Linked DNA regions of Mus musculus: region 1 is linked to region 2. Evidence: chromatin loops called from intact Hi-C (ENCODE). Cell type or tissue: left cerebral cortex. All regions are shown on one strand. Links, peaks and the distances in the headings refer to the core of each region. The heading gives the core; the rest is flanking DNA.

What was found. A loop is a pair of places that touch in the nucleus more often than their neighbours do. Peaks named below come from ENCODE experiments on the same cell type or tissue, not always from the same donor. Only the 100,000 strongest peaks of a DNase experiment are listed, where the experiment ranks them.
Region 1: a loop joins it to region 2, with 5 times the contacts of the local background. A loop is called at or near these places in 5 of 42 quality-filtered maps.

Annotation. Positions count from the first base shown.
Region 1 is chr2:77,254,877-77,270,515 of GRCm38, reverse strand. The region is part of intron 1 of Sestd1 (SEC14 and spectrin domains 1); the gene reads left to right. It also overlaps the pseudogene Gm13650. Among named protein-coding and RNA genes, the nearest start is that of Sestd1, 18 kb to the left of the region's middle. In left cerebral cortex, for the core only: CTCF peaks have their summits at 6,437 and 10,133; DNase peaks (open chromatin) are centred at 4,299, 6,371, 8,172 and 10,174; H3K27ac peaks cover 1,611 bases.
Region 2 is chr2:77,689,027-77,704,665 of GRCm38, reverse strand. All of the region lies in intron 3 of Zfp385b (zinc finger protein 385B), which reads left to right. Among named protein-coding and RNA genes, the nearest start is that of Gm35431, 68 kb to the left of the region's middle. In left cerebral cortex, for the core only: no CTCF peak of the experiment used is centred there; no DNase peak of the experiment used is centred there.

The DNA of each region.
Region 1 (15,639 bases), core at 2,754-10,753, 430 kb after region 2:
GTGGATGTTGCTTGTTCAGAACTCCTTGTTCTTCATTAGTTGGGAAGTGACAGGAAACAGCTGAGGTGAGGAGTAACTTGGGAAAGACTAAAATACTGTAGCTGTAGGACATACCCGTTGAGCATTTGAATTCCATATTGCTGACTCCTGAACTGGCAAGCATGGTGACTGGGGATGCTTAGAGATTTAAGGGTGTGGCCCTGCTGCTTTTGCAGCTTTGTAATTGACCAAGGAGGCTGCCAGGAAGAGGGCTGGAAGAACAGTTTGTGGTTATATAAAGTAAAGCTCAAAACACATCAGTTTGACATAGTTTATAACATGCAGATTTATTATTTTGCATAATAATTAGGCATGAAATGAAAGTTCTTTGTATATATAACCACGATTAGGAGTAATAGCGACTTGTAGAAGTTCTCCTTCTCCATTGAGTTCTCCAGCTGGTACCACCCTTGCCAGTCGGCACTTGCGTCTGATGCCTTCTACTGTTGAGTAGCATCCTTCCGTAGCATCCTCAGTAACTGCCTTCTGCCCAGCCGTGCTCCATTGCTTTCCTCCCCTTCTTCTCACTGCTTAAACAAGAGCAGAGTCTGTTTTCCCAGCTTGCTGCAGTTTGGGTGTCTTTGCTTTTGTCTTCTTCAGCCCTGGGCATGCTGGGCAAAAGCTTGGCTGTAACATGTCCATCAAAGGCCCGTGTGTCAGGAGCCGAGCCCAGCATGGTGCTGTTGAGGGGAAGTGGGACCTTGAGCACTACGGTCTAGTGGTGGGTCCTTTGGGTCACTGGAGGCAAATCCCTCCCAAAGGAGTCTGGGGGACATTCTGTGTCGGCCTGGTGTCTGAGATAGGATCTCTGCTTGCCTGCCATACCTACTAGCTCACCCTCTGTGCTCACAAGTAGCGGGGTCCAGTAGAGGACAACCTCCAACCCTAGCCAGAGTAGCCTTGTCTCTCGACAAGTGGGCGCCTGTGCTGTTAGAGTGAGGGGAAGGCGCTTAGTTCTCAGCTGGCTGGGATTAACAGGAGAAGTCCTTTGCTCTTTCTGAAATCTGTCTCTTGTGTTGGAGCATCTGTGAGGTAAAACCAGCACATCACGTGTGCTGCCTCCTACTTAACTCTTACAAGATGGACACCCCAGCACCCAGGAACACATTACCTGCGCTTAGAGCTGATAGAAGAGTCGGTACAAATGTGACCACCATGCTGAGGAGAGGAAAGGGATGTTGAATCAGGACGGGAAGTAAACACTTCAGTGGAATCCGAGTCTGGTTTGAAGCCTCAGGGGCTCAGCCAGATGGAAGCAGACCTGTTTCCTTCATCAGACCCAGCTGAACCCAAAAGCCAGAATTTCTCTTAGTTGCCTTAAAATACAGTTCAGTCAGTCCTACTTAATCAGAAAGGACAGACTCCTGGGACTGGAGATATCATCTACACAGATGCCCTGGAGCACTTAGTAGCCCGGAGTGAGCTTTATGGTGGCTGAGAAGACAGGTGCAGATTTTACTAATGTGGGTGGGGCTCGTCTTGTCTTTATCCAGACAAGAGCTCTGTGCTATATACCTCCCCTGTGGGAAAGGCGGCAAAGCTCTTTCAGGATCTGGGTTTATAACAAGAAGGAAGGCACTGCCAGTGCTTTGTAATTTAGGATTTGTATCCCACTTACATCTAAATACTTGAGAACTACCAGGCTAGAAACTGGGCGGTAGGCTGTGGTAGGCCCTGGGGCAGCTGACTTACGCAGATGAGCAAAAAACTTGGATTCTGTTCTGCATACACAGTTTCTATTACAGTGTCCTTTGAGTGAGGCTGTTTTTGTACCTTGGAACTATTCAAGCCCAGCAGTTACTCATATCTTAGTGTGAGTCATCCAAGCAGATATTTGTTTTTTTTTTTCCTAATACTTCCTTAAGATCAGATATTTTAGAAAAAAGAATGTTGGTAGGAGAGAAACTTGTATGATTTACATCTGTTTTGTTTGTTCAGGCTGCTATTTATATCTAGTTTGTTTGTTCAGCATGTATTCTGGGGCTGTTGTAAGCAATAGTGATGAAGTTCTGACACTTGTAAAGGCAGGAAAGTCTGAAATCAGTGTCATGTTTGATGTCTGGTGTGATTCATAGATGGCATCTTCTTGTGGCCTTTCGTGAAGGAGGGCAGGAGGGCCCTTTTTGGCATCTCTTTTGTGGTACTGGGTCTTAGATGCAAGGTCAGATACTCTCCATCTGTGCCCCTGGTCCTCTTTGCATTTAAAAACATGAGATAGCCTTAGTAAGTGGCCTAGACTAGCCTTGAGCTCACTTTGTAGCCCAAGTAGGCCTTGAACTTGAGGTCCTCTGTTGTTTTCTTGATGGCTGTGGCTAGAGTGTAGATCACAGTGTCATAGGATTTAGACATCTCTCTCAGCAGGGTGCTGGTCCTGTCCTCATGAGCTGAGCTAGTCATTACAAGTGGCCCATTGCCTCAGAGGTCACATGGAGGGTTAGGACTTTTGAGGAGACACAGCACTCAATGCACAGCATATCGACTCGTGCATGGCACTTCAGTTGCTTTGGTGACATTTGATCACAGAGCATAGACTGCTGGAGGGAAGCATTGGTGACACCCCCCCCCCCCATATATGGTCATCACTAGGTCACGTGATTCAATGATTCACGTCATAGATGAACTGAGATGGCAGTGCTGAGGACTGAACTCAGGGCCTTGGGTATACAAATATGTGTTCTGCCACCTAACTACAGCCCAACACCAGAGTAAACTTAAAACAAACAAATAAGCAAAACACCAACATGTGTTTTATCCCATTCAACTATAAACAGTATCTACTTAACCAGTAAGAAATGTGCTCAGTGGAATTTGTTAATGGGAGCCCAATTCTTATACATAAGCTCAGAGTTGGATCAAGACCAACTTCCACCATCAAGGTTATCCCACAAATTTCACCTTTGTCCCTTTCCTTAGGTCACCATCTTCCTGCAGGTTATTTAGAAACTGCTCCTTAGTTTTGAAATACTTGAACATTTATTTCCCTTTCATTGTTGTTACTGTTGTTTCTGATTTCTAGCTTGGTTTCATTGTAATCAGAGAAGACATTTAGCCTGATCTTTTGTTTCAAGTTTACTGGAGCTTGCCTGGGGTCATCTTGGGGTGTGGTCCATGGATATTTTGAAAGACAGGTACATTCTACTATTTAATACATTGTTCCATAAATGTTGATTAGGAATTGTGGCTTGATGGAGAGCTGTTGGGTTCTTTATTGTTGATTTTCTGTTTTATGAACTTTTAAGCGACTAGGACAGGGTGACAGGGATGGGGGGAGGTGGAAGGGGAAAGGGAGAGGAGGTGAGAGGTGGAGGAAGTGGAGTCAGGGGAGAGGAGAGGAAGAAATGGAGGGAAGCTAGCTGCCTGCTGAGTCTCCAGGTGTCTGTTGGTGACCTTTTCAGTCCTGTTTTTGCTCCATGGTTTCCAGTTTTGCTGTTAAATATATGCTGTATCTTCATGAATTAGCGCTCTTTAAGTAATTTGCTTCTCTGTCTGATATTTTCTTCACTCTGGAGTCAACTTTATGTATTATTAGAGGTCATTCTGTATTCTTTTGGTTACTATTTTTTTAATTTACATTTTTAAAAAATTCTTTTATTTTCAACCTGCCTCTGTAGTTACTCTGTAGTGAGCTTATGTTGGCATAGATGGTGTGTGCCTGAGGTACAGAGTAAGTTCAGGGCTGGCTTAGCTATTGTCTTAAAACTAAAAAGAAGAAATGAGAAGAATGAGGCTATGGGTCAGTGGGAGAGTGATTGCCTAGTGTGCTTGAGGCTCTGAGCTCCACGCCCAGTAGAGTAGCTAGTTTATTACATTTGTTAGAGGCAGCTGTGCTGGGTCCTGTTCCTGAGCCAGTCTGGTGTCTAGCCCAGGGTATTTGGATTAGTATACCTAATGTATGTGCTGTGCAGTCACGAAGCAGAGGGGTGAAGGCTGGCACTTAGTTCATGTTCTTTCATTCCTGCCGGGACCTCAGCCCCCAGGATGGTGATGCCCACATATAGGGGTGTGTTTTCTACTCCAGTAAAATCAATCTAGAAAGTTCCCAGAAACTTGTCTCTTAGGTGATTCTAGGTCCTGTCAGTGTTCAGCATCAGAACATGTAACTTCCTGTAGTACACTGTTACCGTTTTACCAGTATCAGGTGAGATAGGAAGCTTTGGTCCCCTCTCTCAGTCTTTGCTGTGTTCTGACAGAATAGCTTAGAGGAGGAAAGATTCCATTGTGGCAGGCAGGTCCTGGAGGAGTTCCAGGAAGCAGGCCATCCCACACTAGTTCTCCACATCCTGGGCACCAGGACACTGAGTGCAGGAACTGAAGGCTGGGCTGTGAGCTTCAAACCCCTAGTCTTCTACTTCCACCAGCCAAGTCCCGCCTGCTAAAGATTTTGCTGACCCCCCAGCCCCTCCATGCTTTAAAATATTTCCTGTACATAAAACCGTTTTGCTTTAGCTGTCAAACACAAGGACAAGAAAAGCATATTCACCGGTGCTTTTGTGTACCATGTTGCTTCCTCTTAAGGTACAGTTCCCTTTTCCGCTAACACCAGTCGCACTGACCCATTCTTTAAAACTGTCCATTGCTGACACAGTTCTCAGCCTCCTTCATCTCCCCATCTCCTAAGTGTTTCCATGAGCTCCACGGACTTTTGTTGAGTGTAGGTTTTGGGGTTTTGGGTTGACAACTTTTTTTTGTTTTGTTTTGTTTTTTCCTTCAGCGTTTGAAAAATATTGTGCTGCCTCCTTCTGCCTACTGTGGTGTCTGAGGAGAGGCCTGCTGTCTTTTGAATTGTTTGTCAGAACACCGGGTAAGATCACATTTTTCTTTGACTGTGTTCTTTGTCCTGGTTTTCAGAAGACTAACTAACTACTCTGTGGCAGCTGTCTTGGGCTCTGTCCTCTTCAGGTCCCCCTTAACTTCTTGATCCTGAGTGCATGTGCTCTTGCCAGATCAAAAGCGGCTGGAGTTCTCCTGTACATTTTTACCGCCCCACCCCTTCTCCTCCCTTCTCGGACCAGGCTCATTTCCTCCTGTTAGAATTCTATGTAGTGCACGAGCATCTCACTGAGAAGTCTCCCCGTCCTGGTAGTGCAACACTGAGTGATGAGCCAGCCTCGATTTTCAGTGCTATTATTATTATTATTAATTATTATTATTATTATTATTATTATTGCATCATTAGCTTCTCTTGTTTTCATGACTGTTTGACTCTGTATTTACATTACTATTTAGTCTGTTTAACTTGAGTATGCCAGTTGGCCTCAAGCGTCTGATCCCCCTGCCTCAGGCCATCTAAGTTCATGGATTACAGGCACTACAGGCATTGACCACTGTGCCTAGCTTTCATTTTCTTGCAGCTTTTGTTTCTTTGGTGAAACTTTGTTTTTAAATTTGTTTTAGTCATGCTCAAAATTGATTTTTGGAGGCTTTTTGTTTTGTTTGTTTCTTACTCACTGTGTTGCCAGGCAGGTCATCTAATTCCTGGATTCAGGTAATGTCTTTCCCCAGACTTCCAATCTCTGATAACTCCACTGTGTACCACCGTGCCTAGCACCTAGACTGCTGTACAGACTGACGGAATTCTACTGTGGTCTTCATGTGGACTCCACCTCTATGTAGGGGTGGGGATGTGGGATATGGGGGAGGTGAAACTCTTGGCTCTGTGTAGCCTTTCCTGCGTGTGGTCAAAGGCTTTGGTTGTGTTGCTCAGCCGCACTGTTGGTGTTGCCAGGCTGAGAGCCTTTCACTGTTGAGTCTGAGATGCAGAGATGGAACAGGAACTCCACAGAACTCATGTTAGGCTGCTTCCTGGGTCTCATCGCCCCCACCAGGCTTTTGTCTGCTTTGTCCACCAACTCCTTATGCTTGTGTTAGCTAAATGTCTGTGCTTTCAGCTGTACCTAGGACGAGGAATAGTAATACTAGTAAGTACTAGTCTCAATTAATTCCTTATTATTTTAATGTATTAGTTCTTAGACTTGGCCAATAATTTTGAACACATTGTGGCTAGCTTTGGGGCCTTGGATTAAATCCTGTGCCCTGGCCCAAGGCCCTGGGTTCTGGTCCACTTGATGTAAAGGGGTCCTTGGCTTTGGCAGTTGTTGAAAACTCTCCCAATAACTCTAAGGTGGGGTCTGGCTAAAGTATGAGTGAACACCCGTGCTTTCTGCTGCTCAACATTTCTGTCTTGGAATGCTTCCATCCGCAGCCTAGAAGTCTGTCTTTTAAAGTTTTTGCCTTAACAGTTTGTTTTGAAAATTCTGTTGTGAGTTGCAATGGTTAGTATTGTCAAATTGATAAAATCTAGGGTTGCCTGGGAGACAGACTTCTGAGCAAGTCTACAGGGATTAACTGTCCTGATTGCATACATTGAGAGGGAAGCGCTGCCCCTGTGGGTGGCCCCAAGGTGCGTGAGCCCTGCTGTTTGCAGATGAGAATGCAGTGTGACCGGCTGCTGCCAACTCTTGCCCCCTTGACTTCTCTGTCATGCTGTCATACCTTGAACTGTGAGCTAAAAAACTCTGTGAAGTTGCTTCAGTAAGAGTATTTTTATTACAGAAACAGGAAAAGAAACCAGGACACTCCTCCTGCAAATGGCTTACTTAACCTTGTCGTAGGAAGCATTATATGAAACAGTAGTTGTTTTGCAAAGAGAAAACAACAGTTTATGAAAATAGATATCCATATTCATTAATCCTCTTGCTCCTTTGACAAAATAGCTGTCACAAACACAGAGTGCAGGGTTTCTAGTTTTGGCTTACAGCTCCAGAGGCCATCTGCCATGGCGGCCGAGGCCAGGCTGCTCTCCGTCAGAAAGCAGAGTGTGGAGTGCTGCTGCCCTGCTCGCTTGCCCTTTGCATGCAGCCCAGGTCCAAGTCCAGGGAAAGGCACTGCCCGAGTGGAGGGTGGGCTGTCCCTCTCAGTCTAACCTGATCTAAATATTCCCTTACAGACATGCCCAGAGACTTGCTTCCATAGTGATTCTAAATCCCACCAGGTTGCCAGGGTTATAACCATTGTAATGTTTTAAGGCAACTCAGAAATGATAAAATCCTATACTAATTTTTTCAAAGACTTTTAATTCTTTTGAGTTTTTAAAAAGGTATTTATAGGAACAGTAAAGAGACAATAACAGTGTCCATATATATTATTTAAACAAAGTCTGCTATCATTTTGTTTGCTGGTTATTTTGAGACAAGGCTTACCCTTTAGCCCATGCTGTAGTGGAGTTTGCTGTTAGCCCAGGATAATTCCTACTTGGGTTCTTCATCTCTCACCCTCCTGGTTGCTTGAATTACACAATACATCACCATGTGTCATTGAAATTCATAGTCTTCTATTTTCTTAAGACCATTTTTCATGTAGCTTAAACTAACTTCTACCTCACTCTGTGGCCCAGAGGCCTTATCCTGTCTCTGATCATAGATGTATGGCACCAGCTCCAAGGTAATCTTAATCTGCCTTGGAATTTCTTTTGGCCTAAACAATAACATGTATAGCTACTAAGAGTCTAAGCATCTCAACTAGGTACAGACAAGAGGTTAACAGGCATTGGTAATGGATACTGAGTGTGGCACACTGCAGGGTCTTGTGGCAGAACTGTGTGCAGGTAGCTTTGGCTGCTACTTGTAAAAGCGGTTCAGAAAAGAGGGGCAAGTCAGGAAGAAAGAGGAAAGAGAAAAGAGGCCAGTTAATAGAGAACACGGAGATAAAAATAGGAGGACAGATAAGAATTCAATTAACTTCTGGGACGGTGCCTTTCCTCAGAGGAAGGAGTTGGTGTTCCAGTTCATTATTTTGGGCATGCGTGTTTAGCTCAGGGCTTTGTGTATGACCTCTATAAGTAAGACATGTGCAGGATTATAAAATGATACCACCTTATCTCTAATTAGTTGTACATCAAACATCAGGTCTCTGTTTTTTTTTTTTTTCCAGGAGCCTTGGCTGAGGGGCTTACAAGCCTCTGCAGGAGGCTTGTGGACTGACAGGAGACAGAACCGGATCTCTGTCAAGTTCTCAGTCGGCTTCTGGTTTTCTAAATGGAGTAGATGCTTGTGTTTTAATGTGTGTTTTTATGGAACCTAAACCTTTTCTATGTTTAAGAGATACATACTGTCTACAGTATCATTTCAAGATTTCTGTGCTATGATTGTATCTCCATTTTTGTGGCCGGAGTAAGGTTGCCAGCTTCCTGGACTCTTGTCTTGGTGTGTGGAGGCTGGCCAGCCTCTGTTCCTCAGCTCTGAGGGAGGGTCTGATGTTTCATGATACTGGAAGTAGGCCTGTCGCTGTGTTAGCATATGGGGCCTAATTATCCACACTTGTTCTAGAATAGAAAGACTTTCATGATTTCTACAAAAAGCAAAGTCTTATGATAACTAAACATTAAACAGCTTCTCTAGGGAGAGGGAAACTTACATCAGGTAAGCCCTTCAACCCAGGTTCCATTTGTGAGACTACACAGTGGGAGGAGGGCTGATTCCCACAGGTTGTCTTTTGACCTCTACCTGTGCACTGGGCCATGCACTGTCCCCCTTCCCACCCAAAAAAATATGATAAAAAAGTAAAAACCTCTTCAGATTACCTCAGCTATTTTTTGTATACATACTGGGCTCCTTGTGTGTAATGCTCAGGACTTGGCCCACACAGTGATAAGTGGAGCGGGCTTGGTCCTGCCCTGCTGGATCAAAGGCACTGACTGAGTGGATACTAAATGTCTATGCCGACTCTGATAGGAACACATAGGAAGGACAGGGTAGGCAGAGGCGAGTCCTGTGAGCCACAGAAGAGGCAGTGCAAAGAGGTCATCGGCAAGCATGAGAAATGTCCTCCCTCTGTGCTCGGGGGTTTTCACATTTATGTGTTATAGGATTTTTTTTTTCCAGAGAAGTTTTAACTTGGATCGCTGTGTCACTAATAACTAAAGAATGTCTGCTTTAAGACTGAAATAATTCCATTTTCTCCTGTATTATATGCAGCAGAAAGAAGGACAGCTAAAATTGATAATGTTTCCTTTAACTTCTTTTCTGATACAAGATTATTCATAATGGGTTTGGTTTTAGAACCAAGACAGCAAGATTCAGGATTGATTAGGTTTCTAATAGAATTGAATTTCAAGTCAGGAGTCACGTCTTTTAAACCACTTGGACAAAAAGATGGTTATTATCCTTAAATATAAAGTAGCACTGCACTCGGGTCTTATGTTATTTTACTTACAGTGTTAATTTCCATCTCAGCTCATGATTTTAAAGCCTATGGGCAATGGTATTTGTACTGGCTAGTTTTATGTCAACTTGACTTGCTCTAAAATCATTTGGGAAGAGTGAAACTCTTGAGAAAATACCCCTACCAGATTGTCCCATGGACAAGCCTATAGCACATTTTCTTAATTAGTGATTGTATTGGGAGGTCCCAGCAAATTGTGGGTGATGCCATCCTGGGCAGGTAATCCTGGGTTCTATAAGAAAGCAAGGTGAGCAAGCCACAGGAGCAAGGCAGCAAGCAGCACCCTTCCATGGGTGCTGCATCAGCTCCTGCCTCCAGGTTCCTGCTTTGAGCCCCTGCCCTGACTTTCCTCAGTGATGGAGTGTGTGACCAGAGAGTTTCACAGTAATAGAAACCCAAAGCCAGTGTCCTTCACTGTACAGCTATAGACATTAAAATGTAGCATTTGCATCAGCTAAAACATTAAGTGTAGGACTTGTTTTGTTTTACCTTCCTTAGGACAAACACACGCTGTTTCCCTTGGGAAGATGTGTATTCAACTTATAAGTTTTAAAAGGGTTTCTTAGCTTTCTTCATTTTTTTTTTTTTTTTAGCAAAGCACTATGGGACTTCTTAATGTCTTTATTTACTGTGTGCTCTCAACTGTGTGTATGTGTCCATACTATTATTCATATTAACACTGTTTGAGACATTTTTATATTCTGAGTAATTCAACCAGTGACTGTACAGTGAGCTGTTCTCTGAGAAAGCTCACATTAGTCAAAACCGCCTGTCCACTCTGTGCCCGGGATGCTCTACAACCATGGCAAAGCTAAGGAAGGCTTTAAAGCTAGGTGGGGATTCCTCAGACCAGCCAAGCCATGTAGAAGAAAGTGTTGCAACCAGATGGCAGCAGAGCCCAGGGCATAAACATAGAGGTGTTGCTGATGAGAGGAATACAGCTGAAAAGGCAGAGTCACGATCCTGCAGAAATGTCTGTCACAGTCCAGTGGAGGTTTGGCCACTCCATACTAAGTACAGTAGTAGGCGGACAGCTTTATTTTGCAGATGTGTGAAGATTGGCTGAGAGGAGAGTTTGCATCTGGGAAGCAAACCAGAGGCTGTTCAGTCAGCAGGCAGTGGTGCTGGGGATGGGTAGAGACGTAGGCTCTGCAGCTGTGGTTTGTGGAGGGCATGGACTTTTCTATGAGGTCTTATGATATGTGTGGATGTGCATGTGTGCCATTGAGTGATAGGGAAAACTCTTGAATACTGTAGTTTTACTGAAATTGCCTTCATCTTGAAATAATATAAGGTTACAGAATGGCAACCAAAAAAGAATCTGAAGAATTTCCATATAGTCTTTACCTTATGGTCTCCTAATATCAACTCCATTTCTGCATTTAATGTATTCTGTACTGGGACTCCACCCAGGGCTGTGGTATCCTGGGCCAGTGCTCTGCTACTGAACTGTATCTCCTGACCTTTTCTTTCTTTTTTACATTTTTGTTTTTAGTTAGCATACAAAGCAACAGATTTACTTATGGCGTTTTCATGCATTTTTAGTTTTGGTAAATCATCTTCCACCTCTCCCCATCGCCCTGTTCCCCAGTCTCCAGTTGTACCCTTCAGTCCCCAGAATTCCCCTTTCTACTTTTTTGTTACTTCTATTCTGTTCCCTTCCCTACAACTCTCCCTTAAAGTCCCTTTCTGACCTCTCAAGGACCCATAGCTAAGGCTCCTTACCTCTATTCACACTAACACCCACTTATCTATACATACACACACTTATACACACACATACCCACTTATACACATACACACACACTTATACATACACATACCCACTTATACACGCATACTTATACATGTACACACACTTATACACACACACACACACACTTATACACACACTTACACATGTACACACACACACTAGAAGCTAGGGGTTAGTGTATGAGAAAGAAAATGAAGTATGGTTTACCTCACATAATATATTACCAGTTTCACCCATGTTTCTGCAGATTTCAGATTTCATTATAGCCATTGTATGTTTCTGTCACATTCCCCTTAATCATCCGTGGATGACCATCTCAGCTGACTCAGTTTCCTTGCTACTGCACATAGAACAGCCCTGAGCATGGGTATGCAAGCAACTCTGGAAGGGTGTAGAGTCCTTTGAGTGTGCCCAGGAGTGGTATCATGGGACCCTTAGTAATTCTATTTTTAGTTCTGTAGAAGCCTTCAGACTGATTTCCATTGTGGCCCCCAGCGCGTGCACCCCCACCAGCTAAGGTTCTCCCTGCTGTGTCCTCAGCACCATTTACTGTCATTTTATTCTTTATGGAGCCGATTCTGACAAGATCGAGAAAGAATCTAATTTGCATTTTCCTTATTGCTAAGGATGGAGAACCCTTTAAAATTATTTATTGGCCATTAGTATTTCTTCTTTTGAGAGCTGTCTGTTTAATTCACTGTCCCATGCCTAGGTTTTGTGTGTGTGTGTTCCTGTTCCCACACACACACTCACATGTCTTCATGTACTTGTACATATGTGTGTATGTGGAGGCCAGGTGGCAACATTGGGTGTCTTTGAGACAGGTCCTTTCATGGAACCTGAAGCTCATTAATTGAGCGAGTGTGGATGGACATCAGGCCCAGGCTTCTGTCTGTCTCATCCCCCTCGGTGCTGGGAGTACAGGTGTGTGCACGGAGCCTTCTTCCTTATTTTTTTTTCTTTTTAATGAGTGAAAAATTGCCTGGTGATACTGTAGGACCAAGCCGCCCCCTGCAGAGATCTGGAGCTCTAATGTGTCCCAACTTTGAGAATATATCTTGAGACAAAACTGTGGGACTTAAACAGAACTCGGAGTGGGAACCTGGCAGCACCCTGCCACTTGTCTCTCCAGTTCTTTCACTTGGCCCCATGGAGATCTGAATTCAGGACCTCACACTGGCAGGGCAATGAGCTACCTCCCAGACCCCAGGCCTTGGTGTCTTGAGACAGGATCTTGTATAGCCACAGCCACTGCCTCCTTAGTGGGGTCATAGGCATGTGCCACCATACTCAACCCCACGTTTACTTTTCATAAAGCAATAAAGAAATATTATTTCTCATGAGCCATTGAAAGTGATTTGTATATATTGTATTCATTTACTTCTAAATATTTTAGTATCCACTGTCCCAAAAATACAAATGAGAATTTTCTTATATAATTATAATATAATAAAGCATCAGGGAATTATAGACAACAGAAAGGTTTTGTTCAAATTTTGCTGTTTATTATTATTTTTTGGGAGGGAGAGAAAAACTTATTTTCTTAGCACTGTTTTATGTTCAGTGTGTCTTGATCCCACCCTCTTCCATTTTAAATCAGGACGCACTCTCAGTCTTTGCTTCACAGGCATTGTGGACGAATACTCACTAGGTAACCGAGCCCACTGCTGAGCTGGTGGGATGCTTCCTCAGCGTCAGTTTTTTATTTACTTTACATCCCAGTTGCAGCTTCTCCTCCCTCCTCACCTCCCAGTCTCTCTCCCTCCCCTCCCCCATCCACCCCTCCTCCACTTCTCCCCTGAAAGGAGGAGGCCTCCCATGGGCATCAGCCAGCCCAATTATGTCAAGCCAGGCAAGACTTCCACAAGGCAGCCCAGTTAGGGGAAAGAAATCCAAAGGAGGCCGTGTAGTCAGAGACAGCCCCTGCCCCCACTTTGGGAGTCCCATATGAAGACTCAGCTCTACAACTGCTACATATGTGTAGAGGGCCTAGGTCCATCCCACCTGCATTCTCTGGTTGGCAGTTTGGTCTTCATGAGTCCCTATGGATCAAGGTTAGTTAACTCTGTAAGCTTTCTTGTGGTGGCAGGACTGTTCCTTTAGTAGACTGAGTTAAGGTATGCTACATTGCCAGTGTAGGTAAATAGGGTTGGTTTTTGTGATAGCTTTCTTATCTTCTTTGGAAAGGTCTCTCCCTCCCTCCCTCCCTCCCTCCCTCCCTCCCTCCCTCCCTCCCTCCTTCTCTCTCATAATAAATGGAGGCACATAATAATGGAGGCAGAAGTTGAACCACAGGAAGGAGAGCACATGTACTCACTCTTTCTCTCTCACTGTCTCATGAGAAATGGAATCACACAATCCTGGAAGCTGAACTGCCTCAGGATCTGCTGTCTGCAGTCTGGAGACCCAGGAGAGCCTGTCTGTGCCTTCTGGTCTGAAACTAAAAGCTTGAGGACTGAGAACAGCAGCGTTAAGTTCCAGGGCAAGGATGGAAGACTAAGGTCTTCTTACGCAGGCCATGAGGCAAACAGTTCAACTTTTTGTTCCTTTTGGGTTCTGTTTGGGCCTTCAGTCTATTGCGCGCTCTCCTTATGAAACAGAGGGCAGCACTCTCCGACTACTCCTCAGCTCAGATGCTGATGTCTCAAAATGCACTCTTGGGCATGTAAGAAGCTATTTAAACATTTAAGCAACTATTGACATCCTCTGGCCAAGTTGGTACCTACATACCTTTGAAGCTTTGTTCTCCTAAGTTTGCCCTGTTGAGCCTGCTTCTGTCCAGTCTTAATAATGATGCTGGCTGTCACAATTCTTCAGGGATTTTTCATTGATGGTGGCCTTACCTTTCTGTATGATTTTGAGTTAGTTTCAGGTCTTCTGTTACTATCCTCTTTCTCCTAGAAACTTTCCATTCTTCTAGATCCAATCTTTATTATCTAAGGGTTAAGGGGAAATCCTTAGAAACATCTCTACAAAAACATGAGTTGTGTTTTCTATATTAATTAAAGTTAGTAGCCGACCTGAAGTTGTATTGCAGGTACAAAGTTCTAGAGACCTATCAGGTGGCAGCTGGAGAAGATGGCGGTCTCCACAGGAGTTAAAGTTACTCATAATTTTAGCTTGTTGGAAGAACTTGAAGAAGGACAGAAAGGAGTAGGTGATGGTACTGTTAGCTGGGGCCTTGAAGATGATGAAGACATGATACAAGGTGGGCAGGCATGTTGATTGGGCCACCAAGGACAAACTATGAAAACAGAATGTATAGCCTGAAAGTAAAATGTGGATCTAAATACCCATAAGACCCCACATCAGTTAGATTTGTAACAAAAATTAATATGAATGGGATCAATAATTTCAGTGGAATGGTGGATGCATGGAGCATACCAGTATTAGCAAAATGGCAAAATTCCTATAGCATTAAAGTCATACTTCAAGAGCTAAGACATCTTATGATGTCCCAAGAAAATATGAAGCTTCCAAGGCACCACAAGGACAGACATACAACAACTAACTTTAGTGGATCTCAAACTTATCTTAAATCAGCAACCTTCTACTCATGTTAATGTCTTGATTAAATATCACCATGCACAATACCCACACATTAAGTAAAAGAACTGCAGCTGGTAAACATGACCTGGACAGTTGCAAGAATATATTTAATATATGTACACCTATTATGTTTTCAGGTAACAAGAGGAGTGCAGCACAATGTTTCTTTCTCTTCTTAAAGCACTGTCATTTAAACATGAACCTCAAGTACTCAAAATGGAATTCAGGCTTTCAAGACAAAAGCATGGCAAAAGAGTGTCAGATGGCAATGGAAACATTTGTTTTTCTGGAAAGTGAGGTCTCAAGAAGGAAGAACGGAAATGGCATGCTTTATCTATCGTATTTAGAGCTGCAGTTGGAATTGTTTAAAGTAGCAGATACTTTATTATTCCATCATAGACTTATGTTAAGATCCACAATCCCTAAAACAAGAAAGGGCTTTTTAAATAGGCTGGACTCTGACAAACAGCCTTGGGTGGAGGAGAGGCCTTTCACAGTGGCATAAACAAAGACAACGTGAGACCAAAGTACCAGATTCTACCAAAGCCTATCAAAAGCAACCCAATACTTACTAGTTCCAAGTATCACAACCCCTACAGTGATACATTTCCTCCAGCAAGGCCACACCTGCTCCAAGAGGCCACACCTCCTAATTGTGCCATTCCCTGGGCCAAGCATATTCAAACCACCACACCTATCCCCTCTGAGTGTTAAGGTAGACTCATCACAACATTTTGGGGGGGGTGTTGGGGGGGGGTTGTTTTCACAAATCCTAAGTAGAGCTTCTCTCCCCAAACACAGAGGGGTATCTTAGTTAAAAACGGCAGTATAACTCCTCAGCATAGAAGTGTGGAAGATGTATAATTTAGTTAAGTATGATGTTTAGGCCAGAATAGTGTTAAGGCTTTTCACATATGTCCTTCCCGCCTCACTTAATGCAAATAGAACTTGCCTGTCAACACATGATGTACCATATACTTTTCCACTGTGAGGGATTGGGTACCATGAACAGATTGCTGCTTTGTGGTTCACAGACGTCACAGTAGATTCCCAGTCATAGAGAAGACCATAGTCAG
Region 2 (15,639 bases), core at 3,716-11,715:
TACACGCGCCGGGCCTATGTCTACGCATGCATGCCTGTATGCTGTCTCCACAAAAAGAGTCTACCTACTGGTGTGTCAGGAATGAACCCTGCATCTAGAAACAGAGTGAGGAACCCTGGTGGGAGTGGCTTGTCAGATATTGCTCCAAAATGCTGTCATGCAGATGCACCTTAGACCTAGTGCTCAGTTTTACACAGGTGTTGTAGGTTGCACTCACCCACCGTTAAAAGCATCCTGGAGTCAGTCACATTGCTAGCACCCATCCAGTCCTTCACAGATTCTCTAGTCATAATATGGCTTTGCTGCAAGCATCCTGATCTGCTCCACCCTCACAGACTCAGTGAGAACCTGAAACCTGGGAAAACACTGGCACGGAACCCTAAGTGTGTCCTTTGTGAACGCAGCCCATTAGGAATGGCTTCAGGGCTATCTCGGTGATCTATGATGGATGTTTTGTGTCCTGTTTTGCTTTCCACTTGGCACGGACACATCAGAGCTATGTATTTTGCTACCAAATTACTGCTCCTTTCAGGGTTACCATATGCCTTGTAACGAGAACATCAGCTGGCTCTTCCATCTTATTTGTTAGTAAACAAAAGAGGAAGGATAATCTAAGAAGGTAAACATTTAAATTTGGGGTTGTCCAGAAGTGGGATATATGGGTCTAATGAGCCTATATGCTTTTTTTCTTTCTTAACTATAAGTGAAGTTTTGACATTGCAAGTATACTGTCTTTTCTATGGTCATTCTTTTTGTCACACAGAATACATTTACATTTTAGGCTGTGTAAGAACTTACAGTTAAACTGATAGCAGCTTGTTCTGTGCACAGCTATGCACATTTCCCTTGTCACCTTAATTCACTGAGGGCACTTAAGAGTTAAAGGATATTTAACTTGCTTCTTAATAGACATTGTGAAATATATGGGAAAATTTCATCATAATTGTCTAGTGACTTCATTTGTGAATGAAGAAGTCCTGGGAACCTATAGCTGTTTTGATTTTTGCAGCCTTAGTGCCTAGGGCTTATGCTAGAGACTAGTGATTTCTTCCCTCTACCCTGCTTATTGTTGAAAAGCCAGAGCTATTTTTAACATTCACACAATTTTGAAAGACGATTCTTCATTCCACAAGGTTTGTTGCTAAATCTGTGGAGCCTTTCATAATTACATCCTTTTTGTGGTTTGCTTGAATTTGATCACAGTGGCTGATTTCATGCATTGATAATGAAGGCTTAGGTTGCCTGTTTCTCGGCACAAATCCACCTCCGACGCGAACGTTGACAGTGCTGCTGGTTTCAGCACGCGTAGAGATCCAGATTGAAACTGCTGCTCTGCTTTCTTAACAAATGACTCAGAGCGCGTTCGTCCTTCCCTAAGATGCTGCCAGCGTGTAAAGGATTTTCAATGAGAGTGAAATAAGCCAGCCACGGGAAGGTTCTGAGCGGCACTGATGTAGTGTGGGGCTGTCACGGATAATCAGGCTGGAGCCAAGTCCCGGTAGCACCGTACATCACGCTGGCCGCATCCTGGAAGTTTTGTTTATCCAACTTGGTTGCTCGTGAAGCTGCTGAAATCCCTGCCAGGATGTGGAGTGGACTTCCCAGCAGAGGTGAGCATCTTTTATTGTAAAACTTGGGTGCTGTGGTCTGGGAATGCCAGGAACAGATTCTTTTAACCGTTGTTTTGAATCCTGTGGAGTCATCACTGGCGATTATTATATCGGGCTGGCACTTGGGAAGGGGAAAATTGAAGAGCAAATCGAACAGCCTTTAATTTTATTGGGAAGTAACTCTCTTGAATGGGTGTGATAAGCATCCTTTTTTCCCCTGTACTAGCTGTGTGCCGGGGACATCTTACCAGCAGGTGACTTCCTCTGCATTTTAAACATTCAGAACAAGTCAGTGATACGCGATTTGCTATCATTACCGAAAGTAGGCAATTAGCAGTGTTATTATGTGTTTCAGGTATATGAAAAAAAAAAAAGAGGCTGTAAACCAAATACATTCTGCAGAGTCTTTGACATGAAAAATATGTAGGAGGAAACAAATCATGTTTACAAGGTAGCTGAGAAAGTGAGAGCAACGGCTTGCATACTGTAGATGACACCTTGTTAAGTCTGACATTATTAATAATTAAAAGTTATGACCTGTCATGCAGTGGACAGCCTGCAGTAATTGGTTTCTAGTGATGGTATACTGACCAAGAGGGGAAAATGAACAGTATTTCTTTATGGAGCATGCATGCATGAACTAGATGTGATATTTTAATGTAGCATATTTTATCATTTAAAATGTAACTTTCCCTGGTGCTCACCTGGGAAAGTTAAATGACCGGATAATCATGCTCAGAATATTTCTGATATAACATTTCAAGTGTGGGGCACTGGAAGGCCAGTAAGATAAGGGCAGGATCAAAGTCAGCCTCCTGCTAGAGATCCTATTGCCTAGGTTCCGCTCTACTGTAAGTTTATGTGATCAGAGCCGTTTCTGTATAAGAAAAAGAGCGTGCATGTTGTGTTGTATTCAGATAGCATTATGCTTATTATGCACTGGGTGTGTTAGGAGCACAGAGAAATCTGTTCCTATTGATTGGAGGCTAACATGGCACATGGGATTTGAGCATATATGTGAGTGTGCTTTTCTTGCTAAATGTAGTTGAGGCTGCTGTTGGTGCTTTGCAGCTTTAAGTTATAGATGACTATACGCTCCTTCGAAGACTCGGGAAGCCAGCATATGTAAAGCTTGGCTAAGCAGTCACATCAGGAGCAAACCATTTGTGCTCACCAATCTGTCTCGGCAAGTCCCAGGGCCACTATCTCGCTAGAAGCCACTGTGTGCTTTTAAAGGCATGAAATGAGTTTTATACCAGGCACATGGTTTCTCATTTAGTGGCTCTTTTTTATGGTACTGGTCAACTGATGGTCCACTACCAGGATTTTGGTGTTCTGCCAAAGGTGATTGTGTGTGCTAACGTGTCTGTATAGTTAAGAAAAGCAAGAAGACAGGTGTGTGTGGGGGGTGGGGCAGTGAGACCCTCAAGAAGACAAGCTTATTAATTTTGCTTTGGAGCCATTGCCATTTCTCCAAAGTTCTTTATGCTGTTTTATCCAGGACCCACCCGTCAGAAGTTGCTGACATGGTCCAGCCCTGGACATAGCTGTGCCCTGCCAGTGTACAGTATCTAACCCCTTCATTGCAATGCATATGTAGAAACTACTTTACTGGGCCTGACTGTGTTTTGCAATTCATCATGACGCCTCCCCTGCTTCTCTGCTAATGCATGCTTAAGCCCTGTTACAGGCAGTCAGAAGCGTTTGCCATCTCATATTTATGTAAACAACCAATACTTGGTTGCATGCGTATATACTCAGAGCAGGGTGAGATCAGGCATCAAATTGAAACTCTCCTAAGAGGCATTAAAATTTTTGGAAAGATATCTTCTGTCATGAAAAGACCTGATCTTGAAATTTCAAAAACAATTTTTGTTTGCTTTCATGGATGTCAGTAGATGAAATGACTGTGCCGTCCTTGGGCTTTTCTTTCCATCAGAAGGTAATGCTTGTTGAGAGTTTTGAATCAGAGGTGACCCAAACTACTAAGATATTTAAGGGAACAGTGTGTTCTTGTTATTGTTCTTAGTAATAAAAATAATGATTTCTGAGCGTGTTTGTTCTCTGCATGGTGTAGCAGGCGTCCAGGAGACTGAGATGTATATATTGAAATGTTGATAATGGGTTTTTTCCTCTTGTGTGGTCTGAAAGACCTTTGGAAACCTTTAATTTCATCACTTTTCCCTTCTTTTAATTCTTGGATCTTTGCCTAGCAATTAAAGATCCAGGATAAAACATCTCTCCAGATGGCTCGGCAGTTAAGAGTATGTACTGCTCTTACAGAGGGCCTGAATTCAGTTCTCAGCACCCATGTTAGGCTACTCACAACTGCTGGCAACTGTAGCTCCTAGCAATCTGCCATGTCTGCCACCTATGGACACCTGTGCATGCAGTGTTCACACACACACACACACACACACACACACACACACACGAGAGAGAGAGAGAGAGAGAGAGAGAGGGGGGGGGGGGAGAGAGAGAGAGAGAGAGAGAGAGAGAGAGAGAGAGAGAGAGATCTAAGAAGTAATTTAAGATAAAAATGGTGTTGCTGTTGAAATGCCAGGATGTAAAGCATGCCATTTTCATCAGAAGTCAACGTGGCTTTAGATGTAGCATAATTGTAAAGACCTTTTATTCCTTCGGGAGTCTCCAGCCATCATCGCATTGTACAGTGGACTTTGTTTTAGAAATAACTCACATTCATCACCCCAAAGCCCAGGAAACTGCTTGTGTTTGTGGGTTGAGAATTAGAAGGTTATCAGATACTGACATTTTCTCTTGAAATTCTAGACGATGCTATGCGTTTACTCAATGAAAGCCTTGGTAGTATGGGATTTGTCATGTTACACACAGTGAAGAAAATCCGCTCAAGGGAAGCAGGAGCTAACTTGTCATATCTGCCTCAATCTCGCCAGCAATTTTTCTTTATAGGTAATAGAATTTGGGGAGTCCTGAGGAAGTGATCTGCTGACAGCTCTTACTTTTATATCAGAGGTCAACAACCTGGACTTGTTCGTTAGCTGATTTTTAAAAAACGATTACTTCTGTAATGTAGCCCATGGGGGTAAAGCTAGTTTAATTGAGAACATGACTAGTCCGTAGGACCTTCCCACTTCCCAATGGTCTGGATAATTGATGGAGTTTGCAATTTGTTTTGAGGTATGTTGCTGAGGTAGATGTGGATTAATGAGAGCGTGTGTCTCTGGCCTCAGCGTTCAGTCTTTTCATTGACTTTCTTTTCCTTACTTCCCACTAATGAACGAGGAAGATCTTGTCTTCAGTTGCTACATTTAGCAAGTAAAAACACAAAGGTCTTCTAGTTAAGCTTTAAATTTAGCTAAAAATATAATAATTTTAACTATTATTATGTTACATGTATCATTTGGGTGGTGGGTATTCTAAAATTGATTGCTGTTTAGCTGACTGCAAGTTTGTCTAACCCTGAGCCTCCCTACCTGCTTTCCCAATAAGAGGCTGCCTCTAGGTGACCGCCTGTGAACTTGGTCCTTACAGAAGCCAACACAGAGGCTCTCTGTTCCTGCCAAAGCAATCCATTTCTGCTTTTGGATTTTATACCTAAACATGCCTGCTGTTAAGTTACCATTTGAGAAACTTAAAATGGGCAAAAATAGTGCTGTAGAATGGAAATAATGAGTGTGTGAAGGCTTCCTATAATTACTAAAATAAATCAATAACAGCAGAACAATAAATAATAGCTGCCAGCGACATTTCAAATAAATGAGGATTATACAATTAGCTTCCAATTGTTATCCCTTGTCAGTTAGAACATTTTCAAGACTTCATCAGATTTGAAATATTTATAAATTAGTTTTTCTTGGTTGTACTTAGTATGCTTAATAGAAGTTTTCTCCCATTAACTCCCTCTGCTCTACCACTCCATCTGGTCCTTATTTAAATGTTTTTTTTTTTTTTCTGAGTAATCTTGGGACTTACTAATCTTGTTTGGCTCCCCATGGCTTCCTTAGAAAGGCCAAGAGGCTTAGGGGCTTTACATACCAGAAGAGCTTGAACTCACTATAGCAAGGTAAAGTAGAAGAGAGAGTATGTGTGTCCACTATGCATTCTGCCTGTGATGGCAGAATGTTTTGGCAGCTGATATTGGGTTATTGCAATAACTTTATAACATTTATATGTAATTGTATATATGCCAGTCTGCTGACCCAAACCCCACCCTTACCCTGAGCTATCTCAACTTTCACCTTACTAGAACTCATTAAGATCATTGTGCCTTGGCTGTCCTTGCTGGAGAATAGAGGCCCTGTTCTGAGACTCCTGCTTCTGAGACTCCTCCCTCCACCTAAGGAGAAGTGTTCCGCTCACTGAACCTCTGACTTGCCTTCCCTCTCTCTCTTCTCTCACATTCTCATACCCACCATTTTTTTTGTAAATAGTCCCAACAGGAGTAAATATATATGAATGTATAATTTAATTCTCAAAACTAAAAAACAAAAACAAACAAGTGGAATGAATTTCACACACACTGATAGTTTTGCTTACCAGGATACCTAATAATTGAAAGTGATTTAGGGAAAGAAGATGTATAGGGCATTTCCTTAATCTTTCTGTTTCTGATTAATAGCCCACCTCAGTTTTATCTGTGTCAGTCATGTGATGTGTCAGACCAAAAAACCCATTTCTTGTTTCTGGTAAGTGCAGTTGACCTGAGGTTTTAAAATGAAGGCCTGCTCCTATGGTGACAAAGTATTGTTGAGTCAGCCATCTCTGTTTTGACTGAAAGGCTCCCCATCAGCCATCACTTTATTCCTCCATATCTTGTAACATGGGAAGATACATTTTTATTACCTTATTTACTTATGTCTATTAGCAATATATGCTTCTTTCAGTCTGCTTACTTTTATTTCTAAGTATAAATATAACTTTTGCTTCCCCCATTAACCTGTTTTTTACCCTCTCCTAATTTTCTAGCCAATACTATTACTATGTTATACATCCTTTTTCCAACTGTTTAAAATGATATTTGTGGTCTTTTCTAGTATCTTGGAAAAGGTTCTCTCTTTACCTTAAACACTCCCCTCCTCTCTAGATTTTCTCCAGTAACCTCCTACACACACAGCAGGTTTAGCCAACATCAGATTCTTAGCAACACATTTTATTGTTGTCTTTATTCAATGGAACATGTGTGATAAGGGGTGTAAATTATAAGATTTAGTAAATAACAATAGTAACACTACAACCATAGCTATAGTTATAGTTGGCCTTATAGCATGTTTGTTAAAGCAAATGACCAGCATGAATTCATGATCCACTCTCAATCATTGAATATCTACTGGTGTTTTTTCATTTGAAAGTGGAGAGGTGCTGGTGAAGTCAAGATCTTAGTTTAAAACTCTAATGGTTTGAATGCCACCCGAAATTCTCGTGTTGGAAGTGTGATCCCTAGTGCCAACAGTGTGGAATAGTGGTGTCCGTGGCAGGTTTTTAGCTCATAAGCACTCCATCCTCAGGAATGGAGTAACACCATCATCATGAACAGGATGGCAAGTCTGTAAGTCTGACCTCTTGCCTTCTACAGCAAAAAGATTCTTGTCAAACACAGCCCTTGATCTTGGCCTTCTCGTTCTCTGGGACTGTAAGATGTGAATGTTGGCTCTTTATAAATTATCCTGTCTTAGCTGTTCTGTTAGACCAGCACAAAATGGACTAAGACTATGAGATTGCGGGAATCCTTAAGTTTCTAGAGTTTAGCAGACTAATGTCTTCTGATCCCCTCTAGGAACTCTGTAAACCACCAGGGCACCCAGCCAAATGTCTTGTTGATGAGATTTCAAACATGGTATTGATCAGTAATTGTTATAGAGCTGTGGTAATGCTAGTACCAGAGAGGTTTTTTGTATTTATCTGGTTTTGTTTTCTGAGACTCTAGTGTCGTTTTTAAAAGAAATATCTTCTAGAAGCTTCTCTGTCTTCTGATAAAACCAAGAAAACAAACAAAAACTATCCCTTCTTTGATAAAGATTTTTTGGAGGGCTTTTAAAAAGGACAGGAGCAACAAGATTCAGAAATGAAGCCACAGTAACTTCTCTTGCCAACAGTTTTCTATGCTTTATATATTATGTGATAGATAAAATTCCATTAGACTTTTGTCTAACTGGAACATTTGGAGTTTGTGTATTTAAGTATACTAATGGACCAAGTAAGATTCCATCATCTACATCATGAGTGTTTACATTTTTCCTACTCATGGGAAGTATAGAGTCGTAGATGTCATTTCTACTAGGAGTTCTGAAATGGCTGTGGGTCATTCTTTAATAGAGATAGCATGGAAATAGTCTATTAATACAGGTCTAGGTTCAACTACAACAGGTTTAACCAACATGAAATTCCTAGCAACAAATTTTATTGTATCTATTCAATGGAATATGTGTGATAAGTGGTGTTAATTATAGGACTTAGTAAATAACAATAGTAATAGTCAATGTTCAAGCTAATGTTATACCCTGCCCTCTATATATTTAACTCCTTAGTCTTTTTACCTTTATAAAGGAGTTCTAGGTAAACTTTAGTGAAATTAAGTCAACCCCCACCCAGATTCACACAGCAGCTCAGCTGAGATTTTAAATTCTTTTGGGGGGGGGATCCAGATTACAAGTTTTGAAGAAGACCCTAGACCAGGTTTCGGTAGGAGAGTCCACAACACCAGGTGACAAAGATTTTAGTAGATTTATAACTGGTTGAACACTTACACACTCAGTGTACCTGGCCCCTATGAACTTAGAGTGAAGTACCCTAATTTATGATTCAGTTCAGACCCTTATGACCTGGTCATTAAAATTTTCATGTTATCCAACAAGGATAAAGATAAATAGAAAAGCACAAGCAATTTCACTGCTTATCTGTAGGCTGCCTTGCACACTGAATGATCAGGTGCTGGACGCATAACCATAGCATCACAACCTTGTGTTCTCAAATGCTCTTGCTCTGCAACCCTAGTTGGAACCACTATTAACCTCAGTTAAGAGGAACCGAAGGGGTAGGAATATTGATGAAACAGATGGATCTGGGTGAAAAGCATGCTATGATTGCCATATGCCCCCACAATTTTGAAGGGTGTGGTGATTAGATTTAGAATCGCATAGGAGGTTAAAGAGGCACATCTGCCTGGGTGTCTATGAGTTGTTTCCAGAGAGTATTAACTAAGTGAGGAAGATTCACCCTGAATGTGGCTAGTCCGAGCCCATGGAATGAGGGATAGGAGAGCAAAGATGAGAGGTGGGAAAAGCTAGCTTAGAGCCACCATTCCTGCCTCTCTGCTTCCTGGCTGGCCACTAAGTGAATGGCTCTCCTTGGACAGATTCCTGATTTCATGTGTTCTACTCAAATGCATGCAGCTAAGCAACCCCAGAAACCATACATCAAAAGAAATAGTCCTTCTTTGAGATGTTTCTGTCATGTCTGTCAAAGGGATGTAAAATGTACACTTGGTACCTTCTATAGCATCTTCTATGGCGTCTCTGGTATCACCACCGAGAAAGGAGTCGGCTGCTCTTAATTCTTCATTCTTTCCCAACTGTTACTCCACCTGATGCCTGCCATAATCCTGAGAATAGAGAAAGTAGGATTTGCTCACTGCACTGATGAGAAATTAGCATAATAAATACAGTAGTGATGATAGTGCATGCCTACATATATGACTTGGACACACACAAACGCACACTCTTCTTAGCTTCTTCTGAGTCTGGATGCAGTTTGGCCCTCTGCATATGCAACAGTAGATGCCGTAATCAATTCAGTCGTTTGAACTTAGAAGGGCATGGTATGGAAAGTGACTATGGTCAGTGATCTTCACTTATTCCACAGAAAAGGTATAAAGCCTTTGCAAGTAGGAGGCCGGCTCAGGTGGTGATTTAAAGCTGAAGGAGCAGGCTTACCAGTCAGTGGCATTAACACCAGCATCACATTTTATCACGTCTGACTGGGAAAGGGGCTTCCTGTGCAGTGTAATTAACCATCCTTGACACACCTCATGCTAAAGGGCACGCTTATTTAGCATGGTGTAACAAATCCAGTACTTAGCAGGAATCACCATGGATTAAAAGTTTAATGGTTCTGTGACTTGGAAGAGGAACAAGGGCAGAAGAGGTAAGTTTGTACTTCGATTTGCTAATTAGAAGAAAACCTAAAAAAATGCTGTCACATAATTGGAGGAAATGTGTGCTCAATTTTATCTTTTAGTCAAACTTATAAAGCCCTTGTCAACTATCAATGTAGACAATTTATAAATTATTCTTTTTTAACAATGTTGACAATTTATAAATTATTCTTTCTTTTATTTCAATAAGTAGATTATAATCACTGATCTAATATATGTGTACCTAACACAACTTTTAGTTGTTAGCTATTGTTGCTACTGATGGTTTTTGTTGACCAATGAATCATATTCATCCTCCTTTTATCATATTTAAATGTTTATAAAATAGCTTTCGAAAGAATTGACAAAACATACTTAAGAACAAACGTTGTGCCCACAGTGAACTAGTTCTGTGCTCAGGCAGTAAATGCAGCTCATTAGTATATTTATCACACTACATGGTACAGAGTAGAGAGAGCCCTGCATGTGAGGGCCTGAGTGTGCAGTGCTCACAAGGCCTTGTCAAGGAATCCATAGCCTTAGACATGGGCATGAATGGTGGAGTGACCCTTCTCCCAGGATGAGGCTCAGAGAAGGATGGCAAAGCCTTCCTCTGGTCCTTGTGTGGGGGTTTTTGGTAGCATATGCGCAAAAATGTCCACCATAGCTTCCTCCTCCTGCCCCACATTTGCAGCCGGAAGAGAGAGACTGCTTCTACCAAGATGAGCTAAATCAGTCTCCTTGATCCAGCTGTATACCATAAGCTCTGCCTCCTCCATCTTTGTTTGTATGAAAGAACCTTGCCTCCCTGTTCAACTGTAGATATTGATCACGCTCAGCTTATTGTGCCCTTTCTCCTGCAGAGAGCCCTGGTCTACCCATCCGACCTCAGCTTTTTGTGTGTCTGCCTGCCAGTCTGTCTGTTTTTGTTTCACTGCCTAGTCAGAAGTGTTCCTGGGGATCAAGCAAGGACTCAGCAAAGTGGCACCTTGAAAAGGGACTGGGACAAGGGTGTGGACTTGGGCTTCAGGGAAGTCTCATAGTTAGAGGAGGAAGGCTGCCAAGAGGAGCAGGCTTATACAGAGAAAGACGAGGAGGAAGGAAAAGGAGAAGAGGAATAAAGAGACAGGAGGACGCAGGGGAAGGAGAGAAGCCAGGAAACAAGCAAAGGAGGGGGGAAGGGGTGGTTCTCGGGCCTCAGCTCTTAGGGAAGCCAATGATGAGTTTGTCTTCCTTGGAAGTAATAGGAGGAAAATTGAATACTGGATACAGGGCTGAGAGCACAGGCCACCTGATTCCAACTTTCTGTCTCCGTGTCCATCTGTCATTTCTTTTCTTCCCTTGCCACCCTGTCAGATCCAAGTCCCTAAATCTATGCTGGGACATGACATTACATATCATTTTTAAAACCACCTGTCTCACATCCTAGACTCTTAGTGTCTTGAGATCAGTGACCTGGTCCTTCAAATCTGTGGCCCTGACTACACTATCTGGACATAACAAGTGATCCAGTCAAAACACTAAGGCAGTGGTTCTCAGACTTCCTAATGCTGCAGTCTTTTAATACAGTTCCTCATGTTGTGGTGACCCCTAACCATCAAATTATTTTCATTGCTACTTCATAAACGTAATTTTGCTACTGTTATGAGTCATAATGTAAATATTTATGTTTTCCAATGGTCTTAGGCGACCCTGTGAAAGGGTTGTTTGATGCTCCCAAGGGGCACAACCCACAGATTGAGAACCACTGGAGTTAAGGCTAAAGCCCATGCATACAGGACCTGTAAATATCTCTGAAGAACGTAATACATTATTCCATAGTGTTGTTTTTTAACAAGATTTACTCTCTCCTTTTTGTGTGTGCCTGTGTACATGTCTGGGTATATGTAGAGGCCAGAGGCCAACATTGGCTGTGTTCCTTATTCATTCTCCACCTTATTTTATGATTCAGGGTCTATTGATCTGAGAATGTGTTTCTTAGGTTAGACTGGCTGGCTAGCAGACCTCTGGGAGCCTTCTGTCTCAGCCTCTCCAGCTCGGGAATTACAAGTACATGCCAATACACGCCGCTTTTACACAGGTTCCGGGGCTCGAACTCAGGACATGGTATCTGTGTAGCTAGTAATCTGCTGAGCCTTCTCCCCAACCCCAAGACAGCCCTATTTAAAGTTATAGTAAGATGCCATTTTTATTAGTTTTAAAAATGAATAGGACCAAATACAATCATGAACATAAGAACTCTATTGCTGATAGAATCTAGATGGGCTCACACAGTTGTAGGGTAATGTGACAATAACTATCAAAATGTAAACTTTATACATTGTACTGCTAGGTTTAGTCAACCATGCATGAACTCATAGATATACAAAGGCATAAAACAAAAAAAAATGCCATTTCATGTGTATATGTATGCATACACATGTAGAACATTACTATAATATGGCTTGTAGTGGGAAATATATAAAGAATATTTACGTGGTTGCCAACTTATCCTGAAGAAGAAATGAGCAAACGTTTATGCATCCCAGATGGGACTCCAACAATAAATCAAAGAAATGTTTCCATTCAAGTCCATCTTGGTAAGGCAGTGAAACTGTTGGGCTTATGTGCAGGAAAATGAGTGGCCCCCAAACAGCCACAGTGTCCCCAAAATGTCCTGAGTAAGGATGGGTGGTGGCCTTCCAAAGCTGCATAATTGGAGGCCCCCTTCAGCGAGCCTGCCTCTGTGCACTCCAGCATCTTCTGTGACTTTGTGGAGGTGGTGCAGAATCACTGACAGCTATGAGGGGGTGGGGGTGAGGGAGAGTGTTTGGAGCTCTGAGAGGCTGCAAGCTCAGGCGAGGTCTGCGACCCTCCCGCCGGGGGATGGAATTGATCTTGGGAGCGTGCCCCGTTGACAGTCCTAGCCACTCTGAATAAGATGGTAATAGTGTTGTCACGCCCAGAGGACAGCATTCCACATGTGGCAGATGATGACAGTAATAACTGTTGTTGGTCCATGTGCTATGATATTATGCAGTAATTTAAAATAATAAGATAAATCTGCAAAAGCCAACATGTAATACTGTATATGATATAAGGGCAAAACAAGACATAGAACAAAGTGTGTATTATTTATATAAAAATACATCTGTGTATTTGTATATGTGTTCATGGGTATAGGGGAAGGGGAAAGGGAGATAAAATGAGAAAAACAGAGTATTATATCACAAAGGAACCAGGACACAGTTCAAAGTACTTTTGAGTATCTGCCTTTTATTGTGTGAAGTAGGTTTATATTTCATCTTTTTGTGCTTTTGAATTTTTAACATTGCAGTTGTTTGGGGGAAATAACATATGACGTTCACATAGGAAAGGATATGAAAGATGCTGGGAGTGGAAGGAACACGGAAGGAATACGATGTTATCAAAGCTTACCTCAGTAAAAACCTATAATGTTGGCTATGGTTTTGAGCCACGTTAATATCTGGGGACAAGACACAGAGCAAAGGCCACCCTGCCCTGTAACTGGAGATGGCCAGCCTGCTGTCCTGCAGGCTGTCCCCTCTGTCTGTCCCTGAGAACGTGAGAAGCTGGTGTTTGGTCACGCCTGAGCAAGTGCTGTGCTGGATCTATATGACCAGTTTCCATACCCAGGCTTAGCCTGCCCACTAGTTTGTGTTTATCTTCGGTGCCTGCTGGGACCTTCCTCCTCGCACATCCCTGAACGTGCAGGTATTGAAATGTCCTTTCCATCAAACACTTGTGCTAGGTGTGCACACAAAACAGCAGGCCTTATGGGACCTGGGCTTTGTGATGGAAACAAAACTTTCTGCAAGTTCCACTGCCATATACAAAGAGAAAAGAAAAAAAAAGGGCGGAACCACAGGAGGTAAGAGTTGAAAGCTGCAGAAGTGGCTGCACACTTAGTGCTCTACCAAGCTTGCCAAGCTGCCTGCTGCACGCTGGGTGTGATGCTTATGCCCACCCTGCATTTAGGGCCCAGCTTTTGAAATAGAACACTGTCTTATAACACTAGGTGATTTTATATGGAACAGTTACCCCAGAACTGACCACCTCAAGAGAGCCACCCTGTAGATGACAACAACAGTATGGTTATTTCACTGTGCTCAGTTTTTAATTTTTTTTGAAGTACTGTGAATCAAACTCAGGGTTGTGTGAATGCTAAGCACACAGCGAACTGCACCCCATACTCCCCACACTGATTAGCTCTGTCAGGATCAGAGACTTGGATGTTCTGATGAGCCCCTCAATTTGTTTTTAAGGCACCTTTGAAAACGGCTGCCTAAAGGGGTTTGCGCTCTGCAGGCTATCTATGATAAGAGTCTTTGAAAGAACATCCCGAGTGATTGACGGTGAAAAGCTTATGGAAGGATTTGTGATTCATCCTAACCCTGACTCCTGTTAGCTGTGTGTGGCAGAGTTCAGTCGGGTAGGTGAGAAGAGTGAATTAAATCGCCTTTGTCAGAGAGTCCGATACAGTGCTAGACGCATGGGATTGTGGGAACCATAAACCCAGCATTGGATTCCTCTTCTGAACAAACTGGAATAGCACTAACCAGATCCACATAGGTAAGTCAGCCATTCTCAACCTGTGGGTCATGACCCCTTTGGGGGTGTTGAAGGGCCCTTTCGCAGGGGTCACATATCAGATATTTACATTATGATTCATAACAAGAGCAAAATTACAGTTTTGAAGTAGCAATGAAAATAAATGTTTTTTTTGTTGTTGTTTGGGGGTCACCCCAACATGAGGAACTGTATTAAAACGTCACAGCATCGGGAAGGCCGAGAACTGCAGATTGAGGAGGAAAGCAAATGTCTGTACATTTTCTTGAAGAAATTATGTATTTCCGTTAAGTAAGTTTCTGTCAAGTAAACATAATTTCTAAAAGTTAATAACTCAGCTGAAGCACCAATGTTCACGTTTAAGATTTAGTTACATTTCTCAAGTGAAGAGAAATCCCTGTAGGTAGACTACTTTTGCTTCCTTGGAGTGTGCTGTCCATTGTAGGGAGTGAGTGTGGAGGGAATTGCCCAAGCTCACTTACCTCTGGATCTGAGCCGTTCCCCTCATCCACTCCCCCTGTTTTTGTATCACCATAACTTGCTATTGTTTTCCACTGAACCTCTTATATATAGTCCTTTACATACATAGACATTCACATATATTTTTAAAAGGTTTATTTATTATTATATCTAAGTACACTGTAGCTGTCTTCAGATGCACCAGAAGAGGGCGTCAGATCTCATTACGGATGGTTGTGAGCCACCATGTGGTTACTGGAATTTGAACTCAGGACCTTCGGAAGAGCAGTCGATGCTCTTAACCACTGAGCCATCTCTCCAGCCCAAGACATTCACATATTTATCCAGGTTTATTCAGAAGCCTCTGTAAGCAGAAGTGTTATCCTACTTACTTTCTTTCTTCCTTTTTCGATTTATTTATTTTATATATGTGAGTACACTATCGCTGTCTTTAGACACACCAGAAGAGGACATCAGATCCCATTACAGATGGTTGTGAGCCACCATGTGATTTCTGGGAACTCAACTCAGGACCTCTGGAAGAGCAGTCAGTGATATTAACCACTGAGCCATCTCTCCAGCCCTGCCTACTTAACTTTCTTATTGGTATAGAAGAAACAGCTAACTTACAAGACTCTGTTGTGAGTGCTGACTTGCCAGTTAATTGGTGTTTTCCAAGCATTTTTTTTTTCCTTTCAGACTTAGTATTTTAAGTTAGGTCTGGGCTTCTGAGCCAGCTAAGCGCTATTGGGATGATATCAGAGAAAAATGGTGCATGGGTTCCAGACGATAGAAGAAATTTACTTCTGTAAGAGAAGGTAAGGCGATAAAGGTCACAGACGAAGGGCCTAGGGAGTGTAAGAACTGGAGCGTACGGGGTGAGTTGAGGTC